2 separate regions of the Homo sapiens genome follow, and region 2 is linked to region 1. The links are chromatin contacts, found by Hi-C or POLR2A ChIA-PET in ENCODE. All regions are on one chromosome and are shown on one strand. Each heading gives the region's core, a stretch centred on a gene start or an enhancer-like site at or near the end of the contact. The rest is flanking DNA. Distances are from core to core; before and after follow the strand shown.

Region 1 (4,124 bases), core at 325-2,824:
GTAGCTGGAATTACAGATGTACACTGTGACTTTTTCACTTACTTTTGAATGCAGATTTCTATAAAGCTATAATTAGCTGGATAAAAGTTAGGGCCTTAGGGCTTGCTGTTTAATAAGCAGCTTAGTTCATCTTCTCCAAAAAGACTATGCTGTCATCTTGGCTGGGGCACAGTGGCTCATGCCTGTAATCCCAGGACTTTGGGAGGCTGAAGCAGGTAGATCACTTGAGCTCGGGAGTTTGAGACCATCCTGAACAACATGGTGAAACCCCATCTCTATCAAAAATACAAAAAATTAGTAGGGCATGGTGATATATGCCTGTGGTCCCAGCTACTTGGAAGGCTGAGGTGGGAGGATCACCTGAACCCAGGAGGTGGAGGTTGCAGTGAGGGGAGATTGTGCCACTCCACTCCAGCCTGGACAACACAGTGAGACTCTGTCTCAAAACAAAACAAAACAAACAAAAAAATGGGGCCAGGCCTGGTGGCTCAGGTGTGTCATCCAGCACTTTGGGAGGCTGAGCAGGCAGATCACCTGAGGTCCGGAGTTTGAGACCAGCCTGACCAACATGTTGAAACCCTGTCTCTACTAAAAATACAAAATTAGCCAGGTGTGGTGGCACATGCCTGTAATCCCAGCTACTCGGGAGGCTGAGGCAGGAGAATCGCTTGAACCCGGGAGGCGGAGGTTGCAGTGAGCCAAGATCGCACCGTTGTACTCCAGCCTGGGCAATAAGAGCAAAACTGTCTCAAAAACAAAACAAAACAAAAACAGCCATGCTGTCAACTAGAACGTACCAAAGCTCAAGTGCTCAGGAAGTATCTATTGAATTACAAGGCAAACCACCTTCATGACCTCAGCTTTACTTGACCCTTCTCTGATTTACTCCTACTTTATAATTTAGGTGAATTCTCTCACCAGGCAACTGACAGCCCAAAATTGCAGCCAAGAAGAATATCCAACAGGTCGCAGAGCCAATGGTAAAACCTGTATAATTAACTCAACTGAGAGGCTCTCAGAACCCACCCCACCCCGGCTTTTTTTTTTTTTTTTTTGAGATGGAGCTTCACTCTTGTCGCCCAGGCTGGAGTGTAATGGTGCCATCTCAGCTCACTGCAACCTCTAGCCTCCTGGGTTCAAGTGATTCTCCTGCCTCAGCCTCCTGAACAGTTGGAATTACAGGCACACACCACCACACCCAATATTTTTAGTAGAGATGGGGTTTCATCATGTTGGCCAGCCTGGTCTCAAACTCCTGACCTCAGGTGATCCACCCACCTCGGTCTCCCAAAGTGCTGGGATTACAGGCGTGAGCCACTGCACCCAGCCTCAGACCCCCTTTCCTACCCATTAACTCTAGATTTCATTTCCTACACATTCTCCAGGGAAGACTGGAAAAACTGCATCAGATATTTCCCACTGCTATATTCCACAGTGCAGGACTTCAGGGTTGAACCTGTCCACAGCTAGGCCCTATGGTAGTCTTGCTAGGACTCCTCTAGCCAGGCAGCTTGAGTGCTGTCCTACCAGCCTGTAGGAGTGTCACTTCCTCTTTCCTCACCACAGCCTCCACTACCTCACCACTCCGCCTGAGCAAAAAAAAAAAAAAGGGTGGGCAGCATCCTGTGCCTGCTTCTCTTACCCACATCAACTGCTGAGCCAGCTCGCCCCCACAGCCTGCTTGCCTAGCTTGCTACCATGCCTGCTGTTGTTCCTCACGTCACAAGGCTGAATGAAGCCTGGGGGGTGGGTGAAGTAGGTCTTTCAGTTGCGAGCAGGACAGAGACCAGAGTGGCTGCTCTAAGGGCAGCCATGCTTACCTACTTGTTCATGTCTCCCAGCAGAGCTGAACACGGCAGCAGTCCTCCCACCAGGCCAGGAGGGGGTCTCTTCCTACGTACGTAGTGTCAGAAGAGCCTGTGCATGGCCTGTCACACACAAGCTAGGATGTTCCCTCCGCCACTGTTGCAGAGTCCCATGAGCAATGTGAAAATGTGGCAGGCCCAAGGTTTTCTTCTCTGGTCCAGAGAGGGCGAGGCAAGAGCAGGAAGCAGGTTCTACAGCTCTGAGAATGCTGAGCTAGAGCAGCAGCCTCCAGGCAAATGGGTTACCAAAGCAATTGCCTTCTGCCAGACTGGGTGCTGGGGCCTCAGAGAGACTCCAGTATTCTTGCCTTCCTGAAACCAGGGTCTAGCAGGACAAAACATATTCCAACTAGAGGTTGTCAATCTGGTGAAGGGTTGAGTAAACAGTAGAGGATGCAAGGCAGCCTGAGGTAAGTGCCAGACAGTCTCCGAAGATTCAGGCTGGCTCAGGCTTGCCTTGCCCCGTCAGTCATTGCTGGCTCTATGGCTATTACAGCCTGGGGTTGAAGGCTGGTTCTAGGGGTTCCTCCCACCAGCCCATAAATCTTAGTTACCAAGGGGCAGTCAGAGGCAGTCCCAGGGAGCCCAGCAATCCGTCTACACAGCATTACAGCAAGCTGCAGTGTGAGCCAGAACTAACAGGAGACAACCCAAGCCTCCCTCCAGCTCTGGGAACCAGGCAAACCATGCTACAGAAACTCAAATCGAAGAGGCTGCAGCCATAAAATTCTGTTTAAGACTGTAACATGGAAAAAATGTTTATACGTTAAGTACAAAAGGGACATAAAATTGTATATACAGAATAACGACTATGTAAACACACCAAAAATCTATGCACAGAAATGTCTAGGGGGAACATTTAACACCAAAAGATTAACAGTGGTAGCATTTGGGTGGCAAACTTGATTCTTTCTAAAATTCCCATATTTTCCTTAATAAGCAGTAATTATAATTACAACGGGAAATAATTTCTTTAAGTACCCAGTGCAGTGTCACTGTCAAATAAACATCAGTGGCTTTGGCCCCAATTCTTAAGGTGGCAAACGCCGCTGCCCCACTCCCCACCCATCCCCAATAGGGCTTGAGCACCTGTAGCCCTGCTGAGCACGTCTGTGCAGCCCCAGCCCTCAGCATCTCTTCCACTCGCTTCCAGCTATATCTTTTCCCTTTCCTTCTTAATTCAGGAGGCAGCTTTGCAACCACAGGGCCCAACGATAGAGACTGTGAGGTGGCATTTTTTTTTTTTTTTTTTTGAGACGGAGTTTTGCTGTTGTTGCCCAGGCCGGAGTGCAATGGCACGATCTCAACTCACCGCAACCTCCGCCTCCTGGGTTCAAGCAATTCTCCTGCCTCAGCCTCCCAAGTAGCTGAGATTATAGGCGCATGCCACCACGCCCGGCTAATTTTGTATTTTTAGTAGAGATGGGGTTTCTCCATGTTGGTCAGGCTGGTCTCAAACTCCCGACCTCCGGTGATCCGCCCGCCTCGGCCTCCCAAAGTGCTGGGATTACAGGTGTGAGCCACCGCGCCCAGCCTTGAGGTGGCATGTTTTCAAAGAACATGGTGCTCAGTTTTGGACACACAGGAACTCAAATACAATCATTTTCCTGCTGCTAAGTAATGCTTGGTGGCTGCTCTGGTTGCAGATATGTGAAGTTAGGTAGCCTTTCCTGTTAACCCATGGTTCCAAGCACTCTCTCTTAACAATCATTCCTACTGTGAATTTTCTACCCGGAAAAGCCAGGGGTGGGCAATAACAATTAAGATCATTTGGTTTCTAAAAGTTCTTCCTCTCTGGGAAAGCAGAACTATACAGTGGGTGGCATCCTGCAGATTCTAGTCTACATTTGGGAAAGGTGTACGCCTCTTGCACTTTCAGAGGAACAAGTCAAAAAGTAATTGCTTAAAAAAAAAAAGTGCTAGCAATTCACAGCCTATTCCTGCCCGCTGAACAGAAATTGTGATGCCTTGATTTACCCCCTAGCAGCTACATATTCTTGAGCAAGTCATAACCCTATTGTGCCTCAGTTTCTGGATCTGCAAGGAGTGTTGCCTGCATAAATGTTTGTTTAGGAACTTAGTAAAATGACATACTCCTCTCTCTGCTCTAAGAAGGCCATGAGCCAGCTGCAGCTCATCTCACTCAGCCTGGGCCTGACCAGAGTCCTTTCCTCTTCCAAGAGAAAGCAAGGAAAAGCAGCAAGCAAGCAGACATACCAGGTCAACAGGAGTGATCTATCATTGGCAACGAGGCCTCAA
Region 2 (4,286 bases), core at 1,407-3,906, 120 kb after region 1:
TCAAGATGGAGAACGAACAGGTGAGAGCCGGCGGCCCCCAGGGACCAGGAGCCTCAGTCCTACTGGGCCTCACAGCCTGCTTCTCCTCCTGGTTCCCGGCAGCTGACTCTGCTTTTCCCAGAAGAGGGGCTGGTGTTCGATTACAGGCTGGAGGACGCGGGCATCAGTGGCACCAACGACAGTGAGGATGAAGAGGAGGAATACAAGCAGGTGGCCGCAGGCCCTCCCCAGAGACTGCACAGGGAGGGACCACTGGGTGGCTGCTGTTCCCGCAATGAATTATGGCCACACAGGGAGCCGTCACATTGATGGCCACCAGGTCTCAGGCAGCGGTTATTTGCATCATCTCATGAATCCTCATGGCCCTGTAGAGTGGTTATTATTGTGCTTGTTTTCCAGATGTGGCAGAGCTGTACTTGAACCTAGGGCTGGGCTAAGAGGGGAGACATTCGAGTACCTCCCTTTCCAGCCATATGCACTGCCTCTTCCACATTGATGCGGAGCCCAGGGACTGGCCACCTCAGTTCCACTTAAAAGCCCCATTTTCCCAGAGACTGGGCTCCCGAGGGCTGGGGGGCAAGCTCTTGAAGCCTGCTTCAGTGTCCTCATCGCTACTATCAGCTAGCAAGGGCTCCATGAGCTCACCCTCATCCCAAGGTCAAGACCCCAGCCCAGGAGGACAGAGGTGGAAAGGCGTCTGCAGAGACCTGTCCATTACTGTGCAGCGTCCTGCTGGGGGCTCCCAGGGCACATTTGGGTCTAACGTTTAAGACTGTGCCCAGTGGGATGCATTGGTTTGGCCATAGTGATCCCCCCATCAGGGGACGTCTGCAAGCTGGGTCAGGGCTGCTGTGAGTGAAGGGATTTGTGCAGGCGGGGACAGTGTTGGGAAGACTGGACCTAGTGGCCTCTCAGCTTCCAGCTGACACCAGTGCCCATGGTTCTGGCCCCCACATTTCTCGGGTAGCCTGAAACTAAACAGAAAACCCCTTTGCATTCTGGGTTGTTCAATTCTCGGAGCTTCTCCTTTCTGCAGAGACTCAGGGCCTGGCAGTCCTTAGGGAGCCCCCAACCTGGGCAGGGAGAGCCCTCTTATGCAGTTGTGCTCAGAGTCCCCATTCTTGGCTGTTTGTGCTGGGAGTCCCCCTCCCCATGCAGAAAGCAGGGCACAGGACTTTCCATTTCCGCCGGAAGCAGCCCTGCACCTGGACCCGCTTGCCAAAGCCCAGCCGTGCAGCTCCTGGCCCTTCTGCACTTGGCCATGGGGCCGCAGCCAGGAGTGGGGCAGGGAGGGGTTCCAGGCCCACTGCTGAGCCACCTATGATTCCAGGTTGCCTGGGTGAAGTGGATGGACTCCTCAGCTCCATTCACCATGGTACCAGACACCAACTACTGCAACATCATTGTGCCCACCATGGACACCGTGCAGATGTCCCATTTACTGGACATGCTGCTCACCAACAAGAAGCCCGTGAGCACCCCCCCAGGCCCTGCCTCCACTGTCCCCAAGGCCTATATTGGGGGTTGACCAGCCTCCCACATGGATGCAGGGGCAGCTCCTCCTGTGCACCAGGCCCACCGCATGCTCCTGTGCCATCCCCGCTCTGCCAGGTGCTGTGCATTGGGCCAACAGGCACGGGGAAGACGCTCACCATCTCTGACAAGCTCCTCAAGAACCTGGCACTGGATTACATCAGCCACTTCCTCACCTTCTCAGCCCGCACTTCAGCCAACCAGACCCAGGACTTCATTGACAGCAAGCTGGACAAGAGGCAGGGCACCCCTCCCTCCTTCCTCACCCCTGCATCCTCCCAGCCTGGCCGATCCAGCTGCTGTCCCACCTCTCCACCAAATTATGCTCCTGGGTTTGCCAGGAACCTCCCAGGGGGAGCTGACAGCCCCCCAATGGGCCCAGGGTTCCCTCACAGACTGCTCCAGAGCCTTCCCTGTATCAAAAATTCCTACAAAGCCAGTCAGCGAGTGGGTGCTCGCCCTGGCTGTGCCCTTGGACAGGGCCCTGGGTCTGTCTGTGAGAAGCCTGTTGTCCATCTGCCTGGGAGGCGAGACTCACTTTGAGGGAGCTCAGACTCAGGTCAGCCTGTCCCAGCTGTCCCAGGACACTCAGAACAAGGATGAGGGTGGGTCAAGGCATCTAGCAATTTGGAGGAGGCTAAAATTTAGCAAGGGCTTCCCAGAGGCAAAGCTGCCACCCGTTCGCCCCTGGATTCTCAGAGGACCTGGTGCCTGTGGGTGCTGGGCTCACACAGCCCCTCCCCTCAGGCGGAAGGGTGTGTTTGGACCACCTCTGGGGCGCAACTTTATCTTCTTCATCGATGACCTGAACATGCCGGCCCTGGAGACCTACGGTGCACAGCCACCCATCGAGCTGTTGCGCCAGTGGATGGACCACGGCGGCTGGTACGACCGCAAGATCATTGGTGAGTGTGGCCGGCCTGGCTCACAGGGCAAGGGCTACGCGTGCTGTGCAGGGGCACAGGAGGCACAGCACTGAAGGCCTACAATACTTTAAGGCACCCACAAAAATGTTTTAATTTCTCTTAAAATTAAAGGGGAGGAGGGGGGCCGGCTGGGGGAGGGGCGGAGAGACGCCGCCGCCACGGCTGCCGCAGCCTCTGGAAGCCTGGAAAAGGGGAAGCGAGAGCAAGTGAATGTCTCAGTCCCCAGGTGGCGGTGGTGGCCGCGGGGGCGCGACGGCGGGGCGGGGGCGCTGCTGCTGCGGGGGCAGGAAGCGGCAAGGGCGGTGGCGGCCCGCTCCAGCCATGCCGAATAAAACAAGAAGGAGAAAGAATCACCAAAAGCAGGGAAGAGTGGAAAAAGTTCAAAAGAAGGACAAGACACAGTAGAATCAGAGCAAATTTCCGTCAGGAAAAACAGCCTTGTTGCTGTCCCGTCTACAGTGTCTGCTAAAATAAAAGTACCCGTCTCTCAGCCCATAGTGAAGAAAGACAAACAGCAAAATTCTTCAAGGTTTAGCGCAAGCAGTAATAGAGAACTTCAAAAACTACCATCCTTAAAAGATGTTCCTCCTGCTGATCAAAAGAAGTTTTTTATCCAGAAGTTATGTCAGTGTTGCGTCCTTTTTGACTTTGTTTCTGATCCACTAAGTGAACTAAAGTAGAAGGAATTAAAACGAGCTGCTTTAAGTGAAATGGTAGAATATATCACCCATAATTGGAATGTGATCACAGAGCCTGTTTACCCAGAAGTAGTCCATATGTTTGCAGTTAACATGTTTCGAATATTACCACCTTCCTCCAATCCTACGGGAGCAGAATTTGACTCAGAGGAAGATGAACCAACGTTAGAAGCAGGCTGGCTTCATCTACACTTATTTATGAATTTTTCTTAAGATTTTTAGAGTCTGCAGATTTCCAATCTAATATAGCGAAGAAATATATTGATCAGAAGTTTGTATTGCAGCTTTTAAAGCTCTTTGACAGTGAAGATCCTCAGGAGAGAGATTTTCTTAAAACCACCCTTCACAGAATCTATGGGAAATTCCTAGGCTTGAGAGCTTACATCAGAAAACAGATAAATAATATATTTTATAGGTTTATTTATGAAACAGAGCATCATAATGGCATAGCAGAGTTACTGGAAATATTGGGAAGTATAATTAATGGATTTGCCTTACCACTAAAAGAAGAACACAAGATTTTCTTATTGAAGGTGTTACTACCTTTGCACAAAGTGAAATCTCTTGAGTGTCTACCACCCCCAGCTGGCATACTGTGGAGTGCAGTTTTTAGAAAAGGACAGCACCCCCACAGAACCAGTGGTGATGACACTTCTCAAATGCTGGCCAAAGACTCACAGTCCAAAAGAAGTAATGTTCTTAAACAAATTAGAAGCGATTTTAGATGTCATTGAACCATCAGAATTTGTGAAGACCATGGAGCCCCTCTTCCGGCAGTTGGCCAAATGTGTCTCCAGCCCACACTTCCAGGTGGCAGAGCGAGCTCTCTATTACTGGAATAATGAATACATCATGAGTTTAATCAGTGACAATGCAGCGAAGATTCTGCCCATCATGTTTCCTTCCTTGTACCACAACTCAAAGACCCATTGGAACAAGATAATACATGGCTTGATATACAACGCCCTGAATCTGTTCATAGAGATGGAACAAAAGCTGTTTGATGACTGTACACAACAGTCCAAAGCAGAGAAACTAAAAGAGAAGCTAAAAATGGAAGTACGAGAAGAAGCATGGGTTAAAATAGAAAATCTAGCCAAAGCCAATCCCCAGGTACTAAAAACGAGAG

The links. Hi-C counts contacts between places; a loop is a spot of excess contacts on that map. ChIA-PET counts read pairs that join two places held with the same protein, here RNA polymerase II (POLR2A). Pooled maps may share reads with other maps.
Region 2: a loop to region 1 is called in a pooled map, with 2.4 times the contacts of the local background. The contact joins two enhancer-like sites. A Hi-C loop is called at or near these places in 2 of 50 pooled maps. POLR2A ChIA-PET finds 5 or more read pairs at or near these places in 4 of 52 experiments (Caco-2, H1, OCI-LY7 and 1 more).

What each region holds. Positions count from the first base shown.
Region 1 is chr3:52,251,842-52,255,965 of GRCh38, forward strand. It overlaps WDR82 (WD repeat domain 82), which reads right to left. Exons shown (of 9, transcript NM_025222.4): 9 at 2,593-4,124. Among named protein-coding and RNA genes, the nearest start is that of PPM1M, 8.1 kb to the left of the region's middle. RefSeq lists an enhancer at 1,590-1,909. Within about 2 kb of position 1,575, at least 17 of the 41 ENCODE cell types and tissues checked have a DNase peak (open chromatin) inside an H3K27ac peak, as active enhancers do; they include OCI-LY7, where a contact is called at or near this core.
Region 2 is chr3:52,370,616-52,374,901 of GRCh38, forward strand. DNAH1 (dynein axonemal heavy chain 1) reads left to right here. Exons shown (of 78, transcript NM_015512.5): 40 at 1-20; 41 at 103-210; 42 at 1,331-1,471; 43 at 1,612-1,772; 44 at 2,281-2,438. It also overlaps the pseudogene PPP2R5CP. Among named protein-coding and RNA genes, the nearest start is that of BAP1, 37 kb to the right of the region's middle. RefSeq lists a silencer at 2,573-2,832. Within about 2 kb of position 2,657, at least 3 of the 41 ENCODE cell types and tissues checked have a DNase peak (open chromatin) inside an H3K27ac peak, as active enhancers do; they include OCI-LY7, where a contact is called at or near this core.